Linked DNA regions of Mus musculus: regions 1, 2, 4 and 5 are each linked to region 3. Evidence: chromatin loops called from intact Hi-C (ENCODE). Cell type or tissue: heart. All regions are shown on one strand.

Region 1 (5,000 bases), 150 kb before region 3:
CCTTCTAGCCTAATACTGCACTTACTTACCACTTTTTAAGAACGATCTTGTTCCAGCGGGTGCCAGTTTGAGCAGCTATCAGTTTCTTCAAGTCGCCGATGGTGTCATCGGTGCTGGGCACGAAGGAGTTAAGGTAAATGAAAGGAAGAGGTAGACCGAGGAAGACGTAATCAGGCCTCCCCATAAGCGTCATTTAACTGAAACCATCCAACACCACCATCTGCCCCAGAGCCACTGCCAGTCACCCCTCGGTGGATACTTGCACTTAACGCGGACTTTCTTTCCGAGACGGTCGTTGCAAACCACCTCAATCATTGTGGCTGGAGCTACACCAGGTGGAGGGAGGGATGAAAAGCAACAGAGTCAGGCCTTTCGGGGTCGCCCAGGTTCCTAAAGCCCCTTCCTAGGTTGAGCTCTCTGGTCACAGTTCCCCTAACACCAGATGCAATCCCCTGCAGCCCCAGTCTACAGTTTCAATTGCCCGGACTACAGACAGTCGCGACTCCGCCCCTTAACTGCGGCAGTCCGGGCCCCAGACTCACCCGGCTTTGCCTCCCGCAACCCCTAGGTTCCCAAGTCTTGGCAGCTTCCCGTGATCTCGGGCCTCTCATTTTAGCCTTCTCACCTCCAATATCCTCGAACCTATCGACGACACAACTCGTAGCTCGAGCGAGGAACCCCGGCCGGAGTTAAGCCTGCAAACAGGAAGCGGAAGTGATATAACGGAACCACCGGCCCTTAGGTGCTTCCGGGTTCCGGGCTAGGATTTGCGATTCTGTTGCGCAGTGTGGATGAGCTGGGACTTGCTAAGAATGGATTTACAGCGGACGTTGGAACTGGTGTTGGAGATTCCTTCATCATGGAAGAAACCTAAAGGATCTCAGCGGCGGGGTGCTCGACTACTCCCAAGCCAGACAATCCTCCTACCGCGGAATCCCGGCTGCAGGTGTGCCGAAATGGAGTCATGCAGGGCCTGTGGCTTTCTGCTTTCATTCAAAGCTCAGCCTCAAACCCTGTGCTTGCTTCCCCGCCCCTGGTCGTAGTGACCGTTTCAGAGACTCCAGGGGTGCAGGCTGCAGTTGATGAAAACTAAGTCGGATCCTGGTTGAGAGGCCATGCATGTTGCGTACCACTCCGCGTGTCCGTGTCCTGCCTGCGAAGATGTTGGAAATAGCATACGGGGAAAGAGCTTTTGCTTTGATTCTTTAATCTTGTTCCAGATTAAAGAATCGCGAGAGCTGGTGGGAGAGGAATCCCTTCTTAAATTCAACCAGTTTTGCCTCTATTGAGCGATTTCTTCTTAGCAGACAGGATTCTTAGCAAGGTAAGCATATATTGACTCAAGAAAAAGAAAAGTCTTACCCAGCGCCTTGTGCTTACCTAATACGACTTATACAAAATTTAATCCTTATGCGTAGGCAGCAAAAGGCATTATTCTTGCTTTCTATTGCGGCTGTGGCCACGCCTCCCTGGCTTGGCCGTCCTGCTGGCCCCTCACTCCCATCCCAGTCACACCTTTCAGTTTCGAATGAAGTCCTGTTCTGTGTCTTTAGTGCTTAGATATGTTCCAGTCTCCCCAATGCCTCGTTTCCGTCCTGAAAAGACTTCTCAGGCTTTACCGGATTCGTTTCCGTCTCGAAAAAAAACTTCTCAGGCTTTAAGTCTCTTGGCATACATACAAGAAAAGTGGTGGGGTTTGTTTTTCTTGTTTTGTTTTGGTATTTGTTTTAGTGTTGGAGGTCGAACCTAGGGCCTGCTAAGCATGCTTACCAGCCAAAGGCTCTCCCACTGAGCTGCACACCCAGTTCCTGGTTTAGCTCTTGTTTCTGTCTCCAGCGATGCTTTTAGGGCCCCCGTCGCTGCTCTTATCCATTCTTCCAGTCATAAGTCTCCCAGCCTGTCCCTTTGTCGCCCAGCCATTCCAAACTTGATTCCATCCCCTATATCGGACCTTGTTCCGCCTAAGCTAGGTTTTACAAGTTTAGTCTTCAGGCGCAATTAGGATCCCTAGTCCTTGAGCCCCTTCCCACACAAGTCATGGTTTCTGGGTTTGTTGCTCTGTTAACTTTTCCCTGCTCAAGTCATGCCTCCTGGGTATACATACGGTCTGGTCGCAGGCTGATCTCTGCCTTGGCAGTAACCCTAAGCCTTTTCCAGCACAAGCCAAACCTCCGCACGCCACTAGTCGCTTAGCTCTAGACGCGCCCCTTGTCTCTTCCTACTGAAGCCACGCCTTCCCATTGTTGTGGACGGCCTCCAATCAGCTCCTCTGCCGCTGGCCACACCCTTCCACTCGGCGGCGCTTTTTCAAATGCTAGTACTTTGGCCTTGTTTGCAACGCCTGCTGCCCTTCGTCTCTGTCTTTTATCCTCTCTCCCAGAGTCCCACTTTGGGAGTTTGCTGCTTTTCCTCTGACTGGCCTCCAGGCCCCCGGGCCCCCGGGCCCCCGGGCCTCCTGGCCCCTGGGCCCCTTGGCCACGCCTCAGGACCACTCCCCGCCCGTCGGAGCCACGCTTTCTAGGCGTGTTGCTTTCTTCATCCCAGCTTGCGTGGGGTCTACCTGCCTCTGCTCGCCACGTCTCCCGGCTATGACTACGCCCTGAGCCCCCTCCTCGCCAGAGTCACGCCTTCTGGGTTGTCTGCTGACCCCATTTGGGTTTGCTGCTTATACTTAGCTCCACCTCATGGCCACGCCCCCGAGGCATTCTTCACCTTCAGCCTTCTGGATTTGCTGTTAGCCTTCCTCTTGGCCCTGGCCACGCCTCGTGCCCCCTCCTCCACCAAGCCACATCCAGGTTTTCCTAGAGTCACGCCTTCTGGGTTGTCTGCGGACCCCTTTTGGGTTTGCTGCTTATACTTAGCTCCACCTTATGGCCACGCCCCCGAGGCACTCGTCACCTCCAGCCTTCTGGGTTTGCTGTTCGTCTTCCTCTTGGCCCTGGCCACGCCTCGTGCCCCCTCCTCTCCCAAGCCACATCCAGGTTTTCCTATTTCCAGTTCCATCCGCTAGCCAAGCCAGTCAGGCCTAGTCAGTCTCTAGTCTTGACCTCTAAACGGTCGTCAGCCCGCGCCTGTCCAGTCCCGGGGCCTCGGGCACTTTCCTAGAAAAGTAGGGATTCTCGGCGGGCCTCTGAAAGTCGCGCCGGTTTGGCCAGTCCGACCACCCCAGCGCTGTCCAGGGAACGCGGCCTCGCCGCCACCGGAAACGGAAGCGTGCGACAGCTGGACCATGGCGACTCTGTTTGACCTCCCAGACTTGGTGCTCTTGGAGATCTTCTCTTACCTCCCTGTCCGGGACCGGATCCGCATCTCCAGGTGCCGCCCCGCTCCTCGGGGGAAAGAGCCGGGCATGGGCTCGGCAGGAGATGCGGATCCGGTCCTAGCGGGCCGGGGTCGTTCTAACGGCCGGTCCACTCCTCCAGGGTCTGTCACCGCTGGAAGAGGCTAGTGGATGACCGGTGGCTATGGCGACACGTCGACCTGACGCTCTACACGGTATGCGGGACCCGGGAGCGGTGCGGGGAGAGCCACCCCCTGCCCTGGGACATGGGGGTGGGGGTTGCTTTATTTTGCTTTCTAGTGTTTGTTTGCTGTTTGTTTTATTTATTTATTTTTGATAGTTTCTTGAGGCTTTTATTTTTCTGGATTTTCGTTGGTGTTGCTTCTTGGGGGGCTGAGGGGGTTGTTTTGAGACAGGGCCTCTAGGCCAGGCTGACTTCAGCTTCCTATGAAGCCGAGGCTGAGCTTGATACCTACCTCGACCTTCTAAATATTGGGATTAGCAGCGTGGGCCCCATGTGTGGTTCCTGTGCTACTGGGAATGCAATTTAGGTTTCTTGAATGCTAGGAAGGAACACCTCTGAGTCACGTACTGGTTTCCAACTAACCACCCCCTGCAACAACCTCCTGAGTGCTGAAGTTACAGCTGTAGGAGAAGGCCCAGGAAGTGTTTGGGTTTTGTTTGTTTGTTTGTTTGTTTGTTTTCTCGAGGAAAAATTTCTCTGTAGCCCTGGCTGACCTGGAATTCTGCTTCTCCAGTGCTGGGACTAAGGGTATGCACCACCATACTCTGCTGGTTTGGTATTTAAGTGAGTTCGTGCTTGGAATTTTTCTGCCTGTCCTAGTGCCAGCCTTTACCTCCCCTTCAATGCTCAGACCTCAGTTTCTCATCTAAGATATGGGGATTAAAAATAATGCTTGTAGGCCAGGCAGTGGTGGCGCAGGCCTTTAATCCCATCCCTTGGGAGGCAGAGGCAGGCAGATTTCTGAGTTCGAGGCCAGCCTGGTCTACAGAGTGAGTTCCAGGACAGCCAGGGCTACACAGAGAAACCCTGTCTGGAAAAACAAAAAAAAGTACCTTCATGTTTCATGTCTGATGTATTGTAGAACTTAGCCAGTATGGCCAGTGTGTGTCTCCAGCATTTAATAAATGCAAGCTTATAGCTTTTCAGTTTTCTAGTTTTGTTGTTTTGGTTTTGAGGTGGGTCTCATGTATCCCAAAATTAGCTTCTAGCTGGCTGTGTAGCCAAGGATGGCAGAAGGTTCTGCTCCTTTTGGTCTTTTCCTCTTGAGTGCTGGGATCACAGGTATGTGCTATCACATAGTTGATGTGGTGCTGAGAACAAAATCCACGTTTGCGTTTGCCAGGCAAGTGCTTCATTAATACAGCCACACCCCCAACCTCTGTTTTTTGGTGTTTTGAGACAGCATCTGTCAATACAAAAATATAACTGTTACCTCAGAATGGAGACGAATTTACTCTGGAGCCAGATATGAGTGACCATGTACAGAGAATACAGTTAGGCTTTCTCAAATATGTGTTTAAATGTAACAGTTCCATGAAAAAATTTTACTACTACCACTACTACTACTACTACTGTTTAAATGTAACAGTTCCATGAAAAAATTTTACTACTACTACTACTTCTTCTCCTCTTCCTCCTCCTCCTCCTCTTCCTCCTCCTCCTCCTCCTCCTCCTCTTCCTCCTCCTCCTCCTCCT
Region 2 (5,000 bases), 120 kb before region 3:
GTTCAGAATTCCTTCCGAGATAAAGGACTGGCACCTGCTGAGGTCAGCTCGGTCTTTGAAAGTTTCATTATAGGACTGGAGATACGTCTTAGTAGCAAGAGTGTTTGCCTAGGTAAGTTCAAGGTTCAATCCCCAATACTGAGTAGAGACAACCTTTCTATATGGCTTGGTGTGGTGGCGCTCACCAACAACTCCAGTACCCGTAAGGTAAAGGCAGAAATATGTAGGGGCCAACCTGGCTGACACACTGAAGCCCTAAATCAAAGGAGACCTCTCCCCACTGTCTGTAAATCTTGCTCCAACCAAGAGATCAGATTGGGTTTGATGACTTCACATCCTACATATAAGGAAACAATGTATTCATGGAAGTGGTTCATTCTGTAGGGAAAAAAAAGGAACAATAAATTTAGGACCCCCTTCTCCCTTTGTGTATTTATGTGTACATAATGTGTATGTTGGTGTATGTGTGCATGTGGACATGCGTCAGGTGCCTTCCTTGATAACTCTCCACCTTTTATACTGAGGCAGGGTTTATTGCTGGACACGGAGCTCATCACTGCAGCCACTGCAGCCGTCTACTGCAGCCCAGCTCTTGTGTCTCTGTCCTCTGAGTGCTTGGGATTATAAGCAGCCACTACGCCTGCCCACTTTTCACCTGAGTTTTGAGGATCCAAACTACAATTTTCATGATGGTAGAGGCAAGTGCTTTATCACTGAGCCATTTCCCTACCTCTGGTGTGTTTTGCAAGACAAGGTCTCATCCTGGAACTTGGGATTCCTGATTAAGAATAGGTTGGCTAACCAGTGAACCCCTGAGATGCTCTCATTTCCACCTCTCAAGCATTGGGATTACAAGTGCATGCCAGCACATCAGCACATCCAGTTTTTTGGGTTTTTTTTTTTTTTTTTTTTTTGGTTATTGTTGTTTTTAAATCTGAGATGGTTTCACTGTGTATCTCTGGCTGTCCTAGAACTCACTATGTCAAACTCACAGAGCTTCTGACTATGCCTCCCAAGTGCTGAGATTAAAGGCCTCAATCACTATACTTTTCTGGTACCACAGTTTTTTGAGACACATTCACACTGTACCTGGAGCTCACTAATTCAGATAGACTGGCCAAGAGCCAAGGACACCCCCAGAAATCCTCCCATTTCCCCCACTCCACCGCAGGAGCTACAGGTGCAGTCCCTACACTTGACTTAAAATTGTACTGAGGGTCTGATCTCAGACCCTCACACTCACCTGGGAAGCAATTACCAGCTGAGCCCCAATCCCTTTTTTCCCCTCTAATTTCTTTATTAGATTTATTCTTTTTATGTGTGCTTTACCTATATGCATGTATGTATGCTCACCATGTGCATATGTGATGCCAGAGATCAGAAGAGGGTATAGGATGCCCCTGAACTGGAATTACAGATGATTGTGAACCACCATGTGCTAGGAATTGAACTAAGGTCCTCTGTAAAAGCAACAAGTGTTCTTAATCTCTAAGCTATTTCTCTAACCAACTAATGATGATGATGATGATAAATTTTTATTTTGTGTATGGTGTTTTGCTTGCAGGTATGTCTGTTTACCACATTCATGCAGTATACTTGGAGGTCAGAAGAAGGCATTGGATTCCCCTGGAACTGGAGTTACATGGGAATTGAGTTCAGATCTTCTGGAAGATCAGCTAGTGCTCTTACCTGTTGATCCATCTCTTTAGCTCCCTTCCCTGTTTGTTTGTTTGTTTTTTTTTTAAGATTTTTTTTTTCTGGGTGGTGATGGTGGTACTCAGCACTTGGGAGGCAGATGCAGGTGGATCTCTGAGTTCAAGGCCACCCTGGTCTACAGAGTGAATTTCAGGACAGCCAGAGCTTTGCAGAAAAGTCCTATCTTGAGAAACCAGAAAGAAATATATTTCACTTTTATTATTTATTTGTGTGTATGTATCTGTTTGTGTGTACACCTGTGTGCAAGTGCCACTAAAGGCCAGAAGAGGGCATCAGATCCCTAGGAACTAGAGTTGCAGGTGGTTGTGAGCTGCCCAGTGTGGGTGCTGGGAACTAAAAGAGCATCAAGCGTTCTTAAGCAATGAGTCATTAATCTAGCTTCTGTATATGTGGGTTTTTTCTTGTTCTTCGAGACAGCATTTCACATTAGGTAATCCAGGCTAACCAGCCCTGCTGTCTGAGCTTCCAAAGTGCCAGGAAGAAGGGTGTGTGTCACTGCTCCTAGCACCGAGGAGCTGTGCTTTCTAAAGAACGTACAGGAAATGCTTCAAAGGGACTAGGCATGTAGGTCACGTTTTTCTAAACATCTAGATGTTTATCTCTGAACCCTAAAACCCAAATTAAGGCTCATGCACATACTAACAAAACCCACTCTGAATCAAACAGAAAATAAAGTGAAACAAAGATACTTGTTCTTTTATGAGAAAATCGACACCAGTATCTTAGAGTACTGTGTATCATCTTCATCACAATGGCGTGTTAAAATTTAGAGGCTAGGTGCTGGATGCGGTGATATAAACCTTTAATCCCGCCAGAAGGTGACAGCAAGTGGCTCTCTCTGAACTCACAGCCAGCTTTGTCTATACAGAGAGTTTCAATTTCACTCAGAGCTACAGAGTGAGACCTTCATCTCAAAAGAAAATTAGAAAGCTTAGCTGCTAGGGCTTAGGGATGTAGCACAGTAGTCCAACACTTGCCTAGCATGTGTAAGGCCTAGGTGTAGCACTCAGATCTGCAAAAACAAACAAAAAATATGATAGATATTCAGTAAATCAAAGGAGGAAATGGATAATTTGCATTCCTAACAGGGTGATGGCACTGATAGTGGACCACATTTTGACAACCAGGATACTATATTAAAACTTACAGGGAGGCTAAGGCGATAGCTCAGTGGATTGCTGTGCAAGTTCGATGACCTGAGTTCAGTTCCTGGAATCCACAGTTGCAGGAGAGAATGGACATGCATACACTGTAGCACATGTATGTCCATGATCACACACATGCATCTGCATACATGTAATTATAAAAAGTAAGAAAACCAACCAAACAAAAATATCTAATATGGGGAGAAGGCTTAATGGACAAAACATCTACTGCACAAGCATTAGAACTGGAGTTCAGGAGCTGGAGAGATGGCTCAGTGGTTAAGAGCACTGACTGCTCTTACAGAGGTCCTGAGTTCAAATCCCAGCAACAACATGGTGGCTCACAACCATCTGTGATGGGATACAATGCCCTCCTCTGGTGTGTCCGAAGACAGCTACAGTTTACTCATATACAATCAATCAATCAATCAATCTTTAAAAAACAAAACAAAATTGGAGTTTAAATCTTCAGACTCTATGTAAAGCCAGGCACAGTAATATTCACATACTCACAAATTATAGAAGTCACCTCATACCCACAATATTCATTTCTAAAGGTTAAGAAATTCACCATCAAGTGGAAACCAAAAACACTATACAGAAAATTCCAGAAATAATTTCTACGATTTATTTATTTTTTTTAAATGTATTTATTGTTCTTTGTGAGTTCAAGGCCAGACTCATCTGCATAGCAAGTTGCAGGCCAGCCAAGGCTACATAGTAAGCCTCCATCTCAAAAAGACCAAAAAACCCAAAAGAAGAAAACCAAAACAAACAATAAATGGGACCAATAAGATAGTTCAGCTCAGCTGATAAAACCAAGCCTGATGAGTTGAGCTTGACCCACTCATACACTCCCCATATGGTAAGAGAGAACCAATACTTGTAAGTTGTTCTCTGACCTCTACAAGTGTGTCATGTGTCTGCACATGTACACACAATCACACAAAAAATAAAATTATGATAAATATGTATAAATTACTGAGATCTGAAGTATGGCTAGTCAGGAATTAGTATGTAGGTATAGATATGATTCTTAAAATTTATTTTAAAAAGTGTATCGTTATTTTTTAAATTCATTTAAAAATTTTCTACTGTGTGTGTGTGTGTACCATTTGCGCAGGTATTTTCAGGGTTCAGAAGAGGTCCTTGGATACCAAGCAGAGATTTAGTTGGTTGTGAGCCTCCATGTGCATACTAGGAACTGACTTCGGGCCCTCTGGAAGAGCAGCAAGCTCTCTTACACATCAGCTATCTCTTCTGCCCTCTCATTACTTATTTTTATTGTCTATATTTATTAGTATTTTGCATGTAATGAGTTCAATTAAAATGTAGTAAAAATTAACAAAAACATTTGCCTAAAAATTGAAGAGGTCCTCTTGAATCACTTAAGCACATATATGTACATACAGCCAATATAAATAAAAATATACATAAAATATGTATCTATAGTTTTTTAATTTTGTTGCCAACGCTTGGAGGAGGAATCCAGGGCTCAGCAGAGGCAGAGTACACATCCCCACTCCTGAGCCTAATCTCTCCTCCCAGCGCTCACCCGTGCAGGTGGCAGGTGCCAGGTCCATGATGTGGAAGAACACTCGGCACACCCTTTAACGTGTATCCAACGGCGAAAATATCATTTCTTTGTGATTTAAAAAAATAAGAAGAAAGGAAAATGGTAAAGGTTTGGAGCCTTTGCAGACAAAACAATTGCTGACGTGCGGCAAAGACCGGACTTTTACGACAGTTTTACGACGCTCCCGACCTCGCTCTTCGCTCAGACTGGGCCAGGCGAGCTGCGACGCTGGCGAACCGGGCTCCCTGCGTCCTCCCACGACTCCGTCCACCTCAGGGCCTCTATGAAGAGGAATCGGTGCCACCCGTGCGGACCTCACAGCCGGAACCGTAAAGATTCGGAGTCGCTTGCTCGCGGAGACTGACAGCCAGAAAGCGGGCCACGCTGACGCTACTTCCTGTTTTGCTTCCTGGGCGTCAGGGCGGACCTCCATTTGTCAGGCTGCTCTGCGCCTCCCCTAAGAAGTCCGAGGCATTGTAGTTTAGTCATTCGCCATAGGTCAAGATCGCCTCCGTTAGGGAAGGCGAGGCCGAAGACCGCCTCAAGGAAACGGCCGTTAGGAC
Region 3 (5,000 bases):
CCACCAAAACAGCCAGATGTAAAACGAACTGACTGGTTTTAGCTGTAGATTAGAACAGTGTCATACACTGCAGTGAATGTATTCCTCTCCTGTCCTAATTCTAAACCTGTTCAGGTATCCTGATTTAGAATAATTGACACTGTTTTAGGTACCCGTTTTCTATTACCTTAAACTATTCAGTATCTTTTATGTTTATAGGACACCTAAGATTTACAGTATCATTTAAATTTTTTGAGTATATTTTTCTAGGCATGCTTTCATTTTCACATATGAAATTTATTTTTTCTTGTATTCCTGATGTTTCATGGTTGCATAATTAACTAACTTTGGGTCTGCCTTGTATTTCAATCTGCAATAATTTCTCCTTGTATTTAAATTGAGTTAATCCTCAGTCAGTATTCTTTTGGAGAGTATTTGTCTCAAACTACAGCATGTTGCCTCACACTGTAATCTTAGGGGTTGGGAAGCCAAGGCAGGAGGATCACAGATTTAAGGGGAGCCTGAGCCTGGGCTATTTTGTGAGACACTGTCTTAAGAAGACAAAAATAAAAAAATAAGACAAGACAAATGTGCCCAGGGAGGAGTTGGGGCCTGGTAAATAATCTGGGAGGGAAAAAAATTTTGTCTTGAAATACTTAACTTTCCAATATAGTTTTTATTTCATTGACTCTGGCAGGTATGTACATGGTTATATATTTTAATTTTCTTTTTGTATCCTTGGTTAAAAAAAATTTGGGGGGGAGGTGCTAGGATTCAAAGTGGGGGCTTTACACATGCTATAACCCAGGTGTAGATGTGTCTTTTATATATACTTTAGTTAGAGTTTTAAAACTCTGATTACTTGAAAATTCCTGATTAACAATTCTTTTAGACCATTATGTATAATGCAACTAGTAACAAAATTGGAATTTTAGCAACTTTTTTCTTCTGTATTTGTTGCATGTACCTTTTCTGTAATGTTTTCACTGAAAATTTTACCCAGTGCTTGAAATTTATGTACTCCATTTACTATTTAGTTGCTATTCTAAAACATTAAATCCAGTTTTAAAATAAAGTGTGTTAATGTTGTTTCTTTCTGAGTGGACTAGACAGTTTGCATACAGGTTGCCATCATTAATCTCCTGAGCATCACAAAGTCAGAGACCCAGAAGCAAGTGCACTACTACACTGACATTGAAGAAATTCAAAGTAGCAGAATTAATGTCATAGAGGATTTGCTAAGGAGACATTAAATCATACAAAGTAGGATTTAGCTGAAGGAGTGCTGTTCCTCAATACCCCAAAGTAGTGTGCTACTCAGGCCTATTAGAGATAAATCCATGGTGCTAGGATGTAAATGTCTGTTCACTAGGATTGAACAACCATTAGTCCAGTCCCCAAAGAACATATCTCTAACATGCAGCTCAAGGGCACAGATCACTTTCACAATGGATGTTGAGTCCTGGTGTGCCATAATGTTCTCAGTTTTTTTGTTTAAGATTTATTTATTATATGTAAGTACACTGTAGCTGTCTTCAGACACCCCAGAAGAGGGCGTCAGATCTCATTACGGATTGTTGTGAGCAACCGTGTGGTTGCTGGAATTTGAACTCAAGACCTTCGGAAGAGCAGTGTACTGGCTAGTTTTGTGTCAACTTGACACAGGCTGGAGTTATCACAGAGAAAGGAGCTTCAGTTGGGGAAATGCCTCCATGAGATCCACTTGTAAGGCATTTTCTCAATTAGTGATCAAGGGGGAAAGGCCCCTTGTGGGTGGTGCCATCTCTGGGCTGATAGTCTTGGGTTCTATAAGAAAGCAAGCTGAGCAAGCCAGTGGAAGCAAGCCAGTAAGAAACATCCCTCCATGGCCTCTGCATCAGCTCCTGCTTCCTGACCTGCTTGAGTTCCAGTCCAGTGTGGAATTGTAAGCTGAAACCCTTCCCTCCCCAACTTGCTTCTTGGTCATGATGTTTGTGCAGGAATAGAAACCCTGACACTAAGACAAGCAGTTAGTGCTCTTAACCGCTGAACCATCTCTCCAGCCCACACCCCAGTTCCTTTCTTTAAAAAAAATTTTTTTTTTTTTTTGCCAGCTGGGCAACATGACCCTGGGTCAGATCTATTTGAAAAGAACAACACTGGTGTACTTAAATAATCTTGGCAATATTTTTGTGTAAATAACCCATCTGACCAAGTGGCTAGACTTGTAGTCTCCTGTCTCTTAAATTGTTCAAAGTCTAATCAGGGGCTGGGACCTAGAGGTTTTAAGGATGAGTGTGTGTAAAATGCCTAACTCTAAGGTATATATAATTACATTTGAGGTCAACTCATATTTGGCCATGTGCTTTAGTAAAGAGCTTTTCCTTGAGCTCTAAGTGTGCAGTAAGAAAGTCTGCCTTTTCACTGAGAAGTCATACTGGCATATTGTTTCTGAAGCAACGCAAGCCCCTGGTTGAGCAAGTTCATGGCAGAGAGGGTAAATGGGTCTCTTGACAAACTGATCTTGCATCCTGTAATAGATCAGGGCCATAAATGCTTTTACTTTCGTCAGAAAGTGATTATAGCTTCATTTCTCTTTGACTCGCATTGACCAACAGATGTCAGCAGAATTCAGCCTAGTAACATTACAGTTTTCAGCCTCTCAACTGTTGCGTGGTTAAACTGGCTCTTCATTCATGTTATTAGGGACCATCAGTAACCAGGAGTGTCGAATCTGAGTGACTGGGCATTTTTCCTGTGACTTGAGATGACAAAAACCCGGATTTGAGCTTACTGTTTGCTTAGGGCATTCAATAGAACCGGGGACTTGGGAAAACAGTTGCTGGGAAAGATGCAGATACGCGGTTAAGACGAGTTCAAGACCCACCCAGTAACTACTTCAGGATTCTCAGTCAGAAACCCAGTTATTTCCATTGGGCTCCTGAGGCTGGTGGAATGGGCTTAGGTAGGGTAAATCTGTTGAAGCACCCTTTATGGTCGCAGCCTACGAAATACAATTTCAACATCTTGAGAGGTCTAGATGATTACGGAAGCGAGACTGCCTTCTGTTTCCTACTGGACTAGGGTGCACTAGAAAGCAAGGGTTCTAAGAATGCAGCGATGGCAGGCAAAAAAATTTCCTGAGCGGACGCTGGGTACCCACAAGAAACCCTGTGGTTAAAGGACTTACTGGTCCTGGCACCACCGTTGCCCGGCTCACAGCCTGGATTCTAATTCTGTCTTGTCCTGGAGACCAGCGTCGGCCTCCAGCTCCCGCGGTGAAGCCCTTACAGCCCCTCCGCCCTGACACTGCGGAGAAACTAGAAATCTGACAGGAATTCAACCGAGGTAGACTCCCGGGCCTGGCTCTGCAGCAGACCGAGCGCGAGCGGAAGTGACGTCATGCCCGCGCCCGTCTCTTCCGGCTCTTATCTGCACTGAAGAGTTGCGGAGTTGCCTGGCATTCGTGAGTTCTGCGGTACAAGGACTACCTGGAGGCGGAGGGGGAGATAGAGAACGAGAGTGCAGAGCTCTGCTCCGCTTGCCACGGCGCCTCCGGGCGCGGCCAAGCCTGAGTCCTCTCTGGCTGTCAGTCGCCAGGCTGGGGAAGTGCCCAGAGGGCGGGCCTGGCGATGGCTGCGGCTACGATGCTGCTCTTCAAAAGCCGCCCAAGCAAATTCTGTGCGAAAGGCTCTTTTATTTTTCTCCTCAGAAATGAAATTTTGCCGGAGTAGTTGGAGTGATCAGCGCCATACACCTTGCGATTTCAGCGCCTCTGGTGAGCACTCAGTGAAAGGTCGCTTTTGGAAAAAGCCGTATTCCCTTTTAAAAAAATATTAGAGACGAATGTCGGGGTGAGAACTTAATTCATATTGTTAGATTGTACTTTATTTAGTGAGTGCGTGTTTTATTTTGACCATTAGTTTCAGATACAGAGACAAATTTCTTAGTTACTTCGAATGTACGTCTTTCTTGAGAGAATATAAACATTGGTAGACCTCCAGCCCATTCATAAAAACCTAGCGGGCAAGCCTTTACTCACGGCACACAGGTGGCAAAAGGATTTCTGTGAGTTCTTGGCTAGTCTGGTGTACAAAATGAGTTCCAGGCCAACCAGTGCTACGTGGTGAAATACTGTATTTATTAAAAAACAAACAAGCAAAAACCTAACAAACAATAATAGTGAGCTTTTTTCCACCTCCAAAGTTCCTAGGCCTGTGTTTGTTTCCTCATCCCTTTATCTCTCTGTGCTAGTGGTCCATTCAGGGCCTTGTGCGTGATACACATACTTTTCTCTTCGTTCTTAGATCTGTTCATCACTAAACTGCTTGGAGCTCACAGAAGAAATGTGGAAAGCTAGATTATTAAAAATCATAGAATTAACTATTAAGAAGATTGATAAATTAGTGTTCTCTCCCCAACAATCCCCCCCCCCCCATTTCTCTTTTTAAAAAAAACTTAGACGTACTAGCATATTTGATGGTCCAGTATCTGTTATGCTGCAGTCACCTCTTGCAGCAGTCCGTGTCTACTCTTTCCCCAGCAAGATATATTGTATGGTGACTTGTTTGCTAAGATGTAAACTGAAAATAAAGGGCAACATGGTAGCACATAGCAGTGATCTCAGGAGTTGGAGCAATAGGAACATGATTTCTTTTCTTTTCTTTCTTTCTTTTTTTAGATTTATTTATTTTATATATGTGACCACACTGTCACTGTCTTCAGACACACCAGAAGAGGGCATCAGATCTCATTGTAGATGGTTGTGAGCCACCATGTGGTTGCTGGGATATGAACTCAGGACCTCTGGAAAAGCAGCCAGTGCTCTTAACCACTGAGCCATCTCTCCAGCCCCAGAACATGATTTCTATGCCAGGATAGTTACATAGTTTCAGGCCAGTCCAGTCTGCATAGTTATACCCCTATCTCCGAATAAACAATAATAGATACAACACTTGACTGTTAAATACTTGGTAATGTACCACCTAGATTAGGACATTGTCTTACTGAAAGCAAAATATTATTAGATTCAATCAAGAAAA
Region 4 (5,000 bases), 52 kb before region 3:
CAAAACTATGTTGAATTTATGAGGACGTGAAAGTCTCATCGACATCTTTTGCATAAACCTAGAATTATATGCATTTGGAAAGTGAACATGCACTGGTATTCTCAGTCCAAAGGCAAAAAAAAAAAAAAAAAAAAAAAAAATGCCTAGCTAGGAGAGATGGCTCAGCAGGCAAAAGGGACTTGCCATCAAGCCTGGTTATCTGACTTCAATCCCTAGAACCTCCACGGGGAAAGGAGAAACTAACTTATCCTTTGACCTCCATACAAGTGCTTTAGTACATGCATGTCTACACACACACACACTAAATAAATGTAGAAACAAAAATATCTGACAGGACCTGGTCACACAACCACTATACTCTGGCCTCAGCAGAAATAAAAGATATGTTTTTTTGTTGGGGTACTAGGGTTCTAACATGGGGTCCTGTACATACTAAGCATGCATTCTACATGTAAGCTATGTCCCCAGCCTGACGTGACCTTGACAATTGTTTTAGCCTCTGTGAGTCAAGAGAACCTCAGCATTCCTTCTGAATGAGACAATTTTTAGACAAGGACCAACAGTTTGTGTTGTAACATTGCAAGGTGTCCAGGATCTTACTCTACAGCCTGGGCTAGCTTAGAATTTACTATGTATCATGGGCTCGTCTTAAATTTGAAACAACCCTCCACAGCCTCAGGGCTAAGATTAAGGCCTGAGCCACCACATCTAGCTTGGTTTTGTTTATGCAGTGCTAAGGATGCAGCCTGAGGCCTCACACATGCTAGGCTAGCACTCAACTGGGTCCAGCCTGGACCCTAGGTTTTATAGGAACACCCTAGCTATTTTGGTGGGGTTTTCATAAGCAACGTGTTATGAACCAAGTGGTCCCCCACACAGCCTGCCTTCGGCAACTTTGTGCGAGCCATGTCATCACCAGCAGCCAAATGGAATACATGTCCTCCTTTAAAGGTCCCTGACATCACTGCCTGCTTTGTTTCTCACTCTGTTTTTGTCTCCCTCTTTTTCTTCCTCACTTAATTAGAGGCAACCTTTGTACACCACCCTCCATTAGTGAGATCTGTTGTGTGGTGTGATCTCTGCAACATTCCTTGGCCCCAATCCACCAAGGTATTCTTCCTTCCACAGCAAAGCCCTAACACAAAGTATAATTAGCAGATGAGTATGGAGGATCACTGGCTCAGGGTCTGTGAGATACTCTATGCCCTAGACATTCTGGTGTGTAGCCAGCAATTATAGTTTTAAGGCTCATGGTAAAAGGCTGAGAGGCATGAGAGCTGGGGATTTGGCCCAGTTAGTAGAGTACTTGGCTAGCATGCAGTAGGCCCTGGCTTCCATCCCATTGCATAAAACCAGACTGGTGATACATGCCTATAATCCCGGCATTCAGGAGGTCAAGGCAGGAAGATCATGAGTACAAGGTCATCCTTGGCTACACAGTTTGAAATCAGGTTGGAATACATGTGTCACTGTTTCAAAAGAGGGTGCTGTTTCTTCCATCAAGAGTATATAAATAGATATGAACCCCAAACTCCAGGAAGCATGGGACTACTGAAGCCATTACCATGATGGAGTCTCTGGAGGTGGTAATGGGAGGACATGTTGTGTATGATTCCCATGTGTGGAGATGAGAGAATCATTTGAAGCCGTTGATTCCATCCTCCCATCATGTCCTAGGAGTTTAACTCAGGCTGAGCTGTCCCAGCAGCCCCGCACACGTAGGACTTTAGTGTTCAACACTTTAAAAGAGGATGCCATCGATGTATTATACTTGTCAAGATTCTGTCTGTAAGAAGACCAAGTTGAGGTAGTCACAGTGGTGTGGAAAAGGTATACTGTGGGCAACCTGCTGCTGAGAGGAAGTGGAGAGAGTCTACACTGAACATGCAAATCTTTAACAGAAGAATAATGGTGCCATGGTAATTATTGTGTGGGGTTTCACTTCACGAGAATATATACCTAGAAGTAGATTTGCTGGGTCATATGGTAAGTATACATTATGAACAGGGTTTTTTTGTGTGTGTGTGTAACAGTCCTGGCTGTCTTGAAACTATGTAGACCAGGGTGGCTTCAAACTCAGGATCTGCCTGCCTTGTGCCACCATCGCTGGGCGACTGTACCCCTTCTCATGCTGTGAGCCGGTCTTTCTTACCTTAAGTTGGTTCTTTCACTTTGTCAGAGCAAGGAGAAAATAACGAATATACCCAATATTTTGTAATCAGTGTGAATAACAAATCCTTAAGTGCTTCCCTCTCTTGCTGTTATGTTCAAACAACAAACTGGCCATTATCCATTTAAAATTACTTCTCTCCATTGATTCTTACCCCAAGGTGGCAGTATTATGCTGGTTTGATGGTCATTGTTTCCCTACTACTGAATGTGGACTGACTGCCCTCAGAATCACAATGCAGCAGGTATGGTGACGTTCGCCTTTAATATCAGCACTGGTTAAGGCTGAGAGAGGAGGATCATGAGCCTGGGCTACCAAGGATTCGGTTTAAAAAAAAAAAAAAAAAAAGAAAAAGAAGGGTTGCCCGACTCTCTGAAATTATCTTTCTACCCAGCGCTTGCCTAAAATCGGATCGCCAGACACCTGCAGCCACTTAAGAAGGGCCTCAACTAAACGTATGCTGTCAGGTTAATTTTTTTTCTTCTGGAAAAAAAAATCAGAAAGTTCTCTAGGGGATTTTGAAGAGGGGACGAGACAAACGAAGACAGACCAGAGCCAGGCATGGAGGCTACGCCTAGTAATCCCAGAACATCAGGGTTACTGCGCCAGGAGGATAGAAGTTCGAGACCACCCTTGCCTACATTGTGAGCTGTTGTCTCAAAATGTTTACAAAAGAAAAATACCGCAAAAGCCACCCCGGGGACGCTGTGTCCCGACAGGATACTTCCTGCCGACCCAGGAGCGCTGGCTTCTCCGGCTCCTCCTCCAGGCAAACCCTCCAAGCCACTAAAACCGCTCCAGCCACGAAAGACCAACTCAGGGCCTTCACCAATTTGTTCTTTGACAAAAGGGGATGGCGGCGGAAGAGAAGACTGCATTATGGTGTCACTTCCGGGGCAGCCTCAGGCGGGGCGCGAGAGCTCAGGCCCAGCGGCCGCCGGTACAAAGCGCTTCGCGACGAGGCTGCCAAGCACGCACCCGCCTAGAGCGCCGACTTTATTGTCTGGCTGGAACAGCGGGGGCGGGGCATCCTTCCTGGGGGCGGGGCATCCCTCCTGGGGGAGGGGCCTCTATCTCAGGGTTGGGACCTCGTACTCTGGGGCTGGGCTACCTATTCTTGGGGTCGAGCCGCTACCCAGGCTGCGGGACCAAGGTTCTCAGCTCAAGAGTGGGGTCGCTACTACTCGCACAGAGGCCGGGTCTGGGAACCCAACAGCCGGGGTTGAGTACCAGAATCCTACTCTGGAGCGGGTCTTCGACCCAGAGGGGAGCCCACACGTCCAAGTTCGGTCTGGAGGTGGGGCCCGGGTCGAGTGCGTGGTGTGCACAGCGGGATAGACCTGAAGAACAGGGTTTCACGTAGGGACTTGCCCCACCTGATGCTCAGAAAAGCCTGCGAGTCTGCCGTCTAGCTTTTCACTAAAGCAGTCCAACCTACGCAGACTGGTCAGGAGTCACGTAATGAGAATTGTGCTAAATGCACAGGGGCGCAGAAACTGAGATCAGACTGGCAAGCAGAACAGGACTGGCCTCTGCTGTAATCCTAGTATCCAGGGTGTGGCTCTTTTGTTGAGCCTCTGTGTACCACGTTTGAAGTCCTGGATTCTAACCACAGCACAGCAAGTGAGAACAAACAAAACAATAATACAACAACACAACTTTAAAAGCTCTGGGACTTCCTGTGATGGAGGAGGGGTGCCACTAAGAAATCTATTCCTTGCTTGCTGTATCCTTTTCCTTTTCTTCCTCCTCTTCCTCTCCTCCTGTTCCTACTCCTCCCCCTCTCCTTTTTTAAAGTTGGCGATGTGGATCAAACCCAGGGCCACCTTGGACCTGAGCGCCTGAGATCGATCCTTAGAAACTATGTAAAACCAAAAGCCCGGTGCACATTTGTAACCCCAATGCTGGGATAGAGAGGAAAGATCAGTCCCGGGGACTTACTGGCCAGCCACCCTAGCCAACTTGCTGAATTCCAGGGCAGGGAGAATTGTAAACACACCTCAACCGGTTGCAGTGTATGGTTTGTTTGTTTTGTTTTGTTTTTTGTTTTAACTCCTCTGGGGCTGGGCTCTGTTTGTTGCACAGTGGGAGTCTGAAATTGTAGTCCAGGCCCCCAGCTTTTTGGTTTTCTTGAGTGTAGGCATTTGGAGTCGGGAGCGTTGCAGGTATGGCTTGGGCAGAATCCCTTTCAAATTTATTTTTGAGACAGGATCTCTTTCTTAAATTTCTATTACAAATTCATTTAACGTATGCGGTGTGTGTGTATGTGTGTGTGTAAGGACATCTTGCAGGAATCAATTTGACCATATAGGCTCCAGGAACAGAACTCAGGTCCAACGGCTGGCAGCAGAGACATCTTGTGGGTGTTTTGTTTTTTTGAACTAATTTTGAAAAACAAAATTTTCAGTAATTTGAGCATGTGTATAGTCTAAAGAATAAAATTCAAGATCATCAATGAGGAATGGGAGCTGAGTATGGGAGATACATGCCTGTAATGTTAGCGCTCTGGAGGCAGAGGTGGCAGATTCAGGAGTTCAAGGCCATCCTCTACTACATAGCAGTTTGAGACCAAACTGGGCTTCATGAGACCCTGTGTCAGAGAGAGAGGGAGAGAGAGGTTCTTGTGGAAAAAGTCCAAATTTTCTTCCGCAGAAAAATAGGAAAAATTAAATTATGCTATCCTTGCTGAATGAAATAGCTTTGAAAGCAGTAGCGTGCAGATTGTGTACAAAGTTAGTTTAAAAATCCTGTCGGTTGAGCTGAGGTGTGGTCCAGGCTCAGAGCAAACTAAAGTCACTTGTTGGCTCGGGCACTTTCTCCCTTCCTTCTT
Region 5 (5,000 bases), 88 kb before region 3:
GATTTAGGACTAAGTCTTTCTAAAGGTTCAATGATGGTATGTAAAGACACTCATTGAAGATCTCATTCAAGTTTCTGCCCGTTACGCCAACCAAAACGGGACATCACGCTGAACAGATATTTGAATTTTGAGTGCATCATTTTTAAGATTTGAATGTGCATTAACAAGTCTACACAGCCATCTCCAGGGCCATCGACTGCACTACAGTCAAGCGCAGGCCAGAAAGAGTTACAACTACAGTAGCAGGGAGCTCAGAAAGCAAGGGAGCCTGTCACAGAAACCCAGGAACCTGATCCACCTCCACAGCCACACCCACCATACATGTCTATACAGAAACAGTAAATAAAAAATTTAAACCATATAATACAAAGTTTTCAAGCACTTGGACTCACTCAGCAGATGCAAAGATATCCAAGAGCCAGGCAATGGCTTAGCCTTCTTGGTACTTTGTAGCAAACCGAAGCCTTTTGTGTTCTACCACTGGAGCGCCTCATAATGCCAATGAGTCCACAACCGCTGAGCTACACAGCCCACTCAAGGCACTATGCCCTCTTACTAAGATAACTATCCTGCTTCCGAGAAACAGCTGCCACTCATGACCAGAACATCACAGCATAACCATGGACAAAGTTACTAAGTAGAACTGAGTAATTCTAGACCCTGTGGCCCCGAAGCCTATGTTACTTATTATCAATCCTTACTGCAGCTTTCAAACCTCTCCTTTGGAGCTACTCTAAGTATGTGGGAGTAAGTGGGAAGGGGAACACACTAATTTTTAAATATAACGTTTGATTTCACTCAGAAATAGCAAAACATGACTTTCTTAAAGAACTTGAGACTCTTCAAAAGTTACCTATAGAACCAGGCATGATGCTAGACACCAGAAATTCCAACTCCTGGGAGGTAAAGGCTGGGGAATTAGGAGTTCAGAGTCAGCCTCAATTACATAGCAAGGTGTATGATAGCCTGGGCTACCTGAGACCCTACTTCAGAGAACAAACAGAGGCCATGGAGCCGGGCGTGGTGACGCACGCTTTTAATCCCAGCACTTGGGAGGCGGAGGCGGAGGCGGAGGCGGAGGCGGAGGCGGAGGCGGAGGCGGAGGCGGAGGCGGAGGCGGAGGCGGAGGCAGGCAGATTTCTGAGTTTGAGGCCAGCCTGGTCTACAAAGTGAGTTCCAGGACAGCCAGGGCTATACAGAGAAACACTGTCTCTAAAAAAACAAAAACAAAAAACAAACAAACAAAAAACAGAGGCCATGGAGATGAACCAGCGAGTAAAGGCCAAGCCAGAGAGCCTGATCTCCAGCGCCCAGATGGTGGAAAGTAAGACCAACCCATGGGAACTGATCTCTGAGCTGAGCCAGGGTAATTCCCACTTTTTTTTCTTTTTCTTTCTTTCTTTTTTCTTTTTCTTTTCTTTTTTTTTTTTTTTTTTTTTTTTTTAAACTCTATAGGGATGTACAGGCCTGGAAACTTCAAATAAAGAGAACAGGGTACTCCCATTCTCACCAGTAGAAAGCCATAATCACACAGTATCTGTACTTTATGTATAAAATGTTCAGGGCAAGGGTTAGTAGCTCACTGAATGAGCAGTTCTACTAGCAGTAAAGTCAAGAGGAGGAGAGGTGAAGAAAGAGAAAGGAAATGGAGAGAGTGAGGAAGGAAAGGCATGGAAAATGAAAAAAGGTTAAGATTAAGGAAATAAACATTTAGCAGGCGGTGGCAAAAGCCTTTAATGCCAGCAGAGGCAGGCGGATCTCCAGGAGTTTAGGTCAGCCTGGTCTACCTAGCGAGTTCTGGAAAAGCCAAATAATAAAGATTGACCTCCAAATAGAAATGTTTAGTCCTAGATACCTACGAATACTTTTTCTACCCGAATGTCATGTGGCAGAATTAATCAGACGATGCCAAAGACAAAGCCACACTCTGCAAGGAACAAATCACAGCCTGGGGCGCTCACCCGAGCTCCACAATCGCTGGGCTGTGCAGTGGAGGCGGCGGCTGCAGAGAGATGGCCCGTGGCGGGCTTCTGTGCTGGAAGAGGAATCTGGAAGGCGGCTTCTGCAGAGGGCGAGCGAGCAGATGGAAGCTTGGAGAGCATTCGCCAGAGGGAGGCGGGGTGCCCGTGAGACCCGCCCGTCCTAGGCTTCGGGCCTACGGGGACCGCCCCTCGGCGAGCTGCACACACAGCCACGCCTTAAACTGACCCTCCACGGCCGCCGTCACCCCCCATCCTTGCCTCGGCGACTTCCTAGACGTAAAGATGAACCGGAGGTGAAGACACTGAGAACTACAGGACGCAGCCATCACTAGAAAAGAGTCGGGCCTTTGCAGGCGTCACTTCCGCTTCCGTCCTGGCGTGAAGCCCGGGAGATTTGGGTCCCAGCCACCTTGGATAGAGATAAAATTCTAGGAGCTGGAGAAGGACCCAGGCTGGATTCCCAGTACCCACATGGCAGCACACAGTCGCCCACCAAGCCTGATCTAATTCTTATCTAATCTAATCCCCATCTCTTTTCTTTCCTTCTTCCCTCCCATTCTTCCCTTCCTCCCTCTCTCCCATTCTTCCCTCCTTTCCTCCCCTCTTCCTCCCTCCCCATTCTTGTTTTAGTCTTAGCCTAGGCTTGGTGCCGCTGTGCCTTTAGTCCCAGCATTCAGGAGGCAGAGGCAGGCAGATTTCTGCGTTCAAGGCTAGTCTGAAAATTGAGACTATGTCTCACACACACACACACACACACACACACACACACACACACACACACACACACAGAGAGAGAGAGAGAGAGAGACTGAGAGAGAGAGAGAGAGAGAGAGAGAGAGAGAGAGAGAGAGAGAGAATATTCTCGAGCCAAAATAAGTGACTTTGGCGCAGGAATACAGATTAGCACTTCAAGTTCCATATGCAAATATGCTGTTTCATGAGGTTATTGCAGTAACAAAGAAAATACTAAAGCATATGACATGTTCCCAGACCTTAACACAATTGACTTCATGGTAGAAAACTCAGCCACAAAACTCAGCATGTAGACAGAACCACTAGCCAAAATGAAAACAAAGACCTAATCCATCTAAGTCTGTAGTTCTGGGAAAGTCTTTAAATGTACAAACCTTGCTGTTTGGCTTCTGTAGTTCTCCTTCTGGCTATATGTTCTCGTTAACTGAAACATGTCGCCAGGATATGGTTTTTGTGTTTAAAAGCTCACCCTGAGAAAGGCTCAGTGCTGCACTGGGATCCGGAACATCCAGTGTAATAAAGACCTGGCTAATAAAGACTTTTTACTGGCTTAAACTCATGTCTGAGCAGTCTTTTCTGGTGGATACCACACTATAAGCACAACACTCCAGATGTGTTGGTAGAAACTCAAGTAGGTCTGTTGCAGAAAAAGAAAATCTCTGCTATAGGCATCAGATGCAATTGTAGCCTTTTGTTTAGCAGAGACTACTGCTGTATTATAGACCTAATAGTCACAAAGATGTTAGGTCACACACAGGGCAAGAAATGGCTCCAAGGGTACTCAAGACTGTTTTTTCAAAGGCCTTTGTCAAAGGCGTCTTTTGCAGCTATTGAGATGATCATGTGGTTTTTGTCTGTTAGTCCATTTATGTGACTTATTACCTTTATTGACGTGTTTTTTAGATCATCCCTGCATTTCAGGGATAAAGCCAATTTACTCAGATGTATACTCTTTTTAAAAATGTTTTTTAGAGTTTTTATTAGATTTATTCATTTTATTTTATATGTGTTTTGCCGGCATATATGTCTGTGCACCACGTGTATGCTTTGTGGACATGGAGGTCAGAGAGGGCATCAGATACCCTGGAACTGGACTTACAGATGGCTGTGAATCAGCATGTGCTGGGAATTGAACCTGGGTCCGCTACAAGAGCAGCAAATGCTCATAGTTGTTGAGCAATCTCTCTAGATCCTTTCGTAATCTTTTAAATGTATGTTTGTATTCTATTTGCAATAGAATTTTAAAGAGCATTTTTGGGATCTATGTTCTGTAGCTGAGTCTTTTTGTTGTTGTCTTTATCTGGTTTTGATATTAGAGTGATACTGGTTTCATAGAATAAGTTTGGGGGTGCTCCTCTCTCTCTCTCTCTCTCTCCTTCCCTCCCTCCGTCTTTCCTTCCCTCCCTCCTTTTTTCTTTTAACAATGTAAAAGTACTGGCTATAGCAGTCAAAAAATTCGACTGTGGATTTGAAAGATTGATAGAATTTGGCTATAAATCCATCTGTCCCTAGACTTTTATTTTTAAACTGGAAGACTTTTTATACCATTTCAACCAGGAGTTATAGCCTGATGATTTTGCTCCAAGGTTCATTCTGCACAAATTCTTAATCTGTCCCAAGGAGGGTTTTTGATTGGGTTTGGTGAGTCTGTTGAATTGCTGCTTCTTTTCGACTGGTGAGCTTCATTTTCCTGAAGGATATTTCAAACCCATCCTGATGTTGAGATTCCCATTGTTTCACACTGGGGGATCATATGCTGCTGAGGGATTCACTTCAGTTGATCTGAATCTGAAACAACACAAGCAAAACCCACCTCCCTCCCCATGGGCCTGAGTGCCTGCTAGGCCGCTCACTCAGTTGGGCACCACACCATACAGGAGCTTTCAGACTATCTTTAAATGAATCTCCTGTTTCTTTCCAATGCTTTTCAGCATAGGTTAGTTATGCTCATCCAAGATTTGAAGACTTGAAGTTTACAGAGACTTCATATATTGGTCACAAGGGAAAACTGGATAACCGTTCCCCCCTTTTGCCTCACCCTCCAATCTGCTCTGTGTAAATACATTATATTTGTATTTAACATGACTACAAACATAATTCTGGGTATATTAAAGACAATTGAATTATAAATAATAATCATTAACTTTTATGTTTTAATTGCCTTTGTTTTAATAGTTTATTACAAATGGGTAATTTTTTTCTTATTTTGTTTTTTGGTTTTTCAAGACAGGGTTTCTCTGTGTAGCCCTGGCTGTCCTGGAACTC

The links. Peaks named below come from ENCODE experiments on the same cell type or tissue, not always from the same donor. Only the 100,000 strongest peaks of a DNase experiment are listed, where the experiment ranks them.
Region 1: a loop joins it to region 3, with 2.1 times the contacts of the local background. A loop is called at or near these places in 7 of 42 quality-filtered maps.
Region 2: a loop joins it to region 3, with 1.9 times the contacts of the local background. A loop is called at or near these places in 2 of 42 quality-filtered maps.
Region 4: it touches region 3 in a loop (3-fold over the local background); 5 of 42 quality-filtered maps call a loop at or near these places.
Region 5: a loop joins it to region 3, with 3 times the contacts of the local background. A loop is called at or near these places in 4 of 42 quality-filtered maps.

What each region holds. Positions count from the first base shown.
Region 1 is chr9:20,640,519-20,645,518 of GRCm38, reverse strand. Fbxl12 (F-box and leucine-rich repeat protein 12) reads left to right here and starts at 2,713. Exons shown (of 3, transcript NM_013911.3): 1 at 2,713-3,315; 2 at 3,423-3,495. The coding sequence starts at 3,230. It overlaps Ubl5 (ubiquitin-like 5), which reads right to left and starts at 2,183. Exons shown (of 5, transcript NM_025401.4): 1 at 626-2,183; 2 at 260-326; 3 at 30-113. The coding sequence starts at 315. In heart, a CTCF peak has its summit at 2,201; DNase peaks (open chromatin) are centred at 628, 2,238, 2,848 and 3,288; H3K4me3 peaks cover 4,375 bases; H3K27ac peaks cover 4,184 bases.
Region 2 is chr9:20,607,257-20,612,256 of GRCm38, reverse strand. It overlaps the pseudogene Fbxl12os. Among named protein-coding and RNA genes, the nearest start is that of Gm51704, 20 kb to the right of the region's middle. In heart, a CTCF peak has its summit at 1,981 (motif pointing right); a DNase peak (open chromatin) is centred at 4,756; H3K4me3 peaks cover 1,134 bases; H3K27ac peaks cover 1,053 bases.
Region 3 is chr9:20,491,122-20,496,121 of GRCm38, reverse strand. Zfp426 (zinc finger protein 426) reads left to right here and starts at 3,376. Exons shown (of 9, transcript NM_001110309.1): 1 at 3,376-3,424; 2 at 3,671-3,736. Zfp266 (zinc finger protein 266) reads left to right here. Exons shown (of 9, transcript NM_001082485.1): 9 at 1-1,054. In heart, CTCF peaks have their summits at 2,590 (motif pointing right) and 3,697; a DNase peak (open chromatin) is centred at 3,371; H3K4me3 peaks cover 2,354 bases; H3K27ac peaks cover 1,642 bases.
Region 4 is chr9:20,542,788-20,547,787 of GRCm38, reverse strand. No RefSeq gene overlaps it. Among named protein-coding and RNA genes, the nearest start is that of Zfp266, 24 kb to the right of the region's middle. In heart, CTCF peaks have their summits at 2,326 (motif pointing right) and 3,059; a DNase peak (open chromatin) is centred at 3,157; H3K4me3 peaks cover 2,036 bases; H3K27ac peaks cover 1,865 bases; H3K27me3 peaks cover 332 bases.
Region 5 is chr9:20,578,640-20,583,639 of GRCm38, reverse strand. Zfp846 (zinc finger protein 846) reads right to left here and starts at 2,312. Exons shown (of 6, transcript NM_172919.2): 1 at 1,962-2,312. Gm51704 (a long non-coding RNA gene) reads left to right here. Exons shown (of 2, transcript XR_003948290.1): 2 at 1-3,290. In heart, a CTCF peak has its summit at 2,111; a DNase peak (open chromatin) is centred at 2,239; H3K4me3 peaks cover 1,677 bases; H3K27ac peaks cover 1,155 bases; H3K27me3 peaks cover 1,433 bases.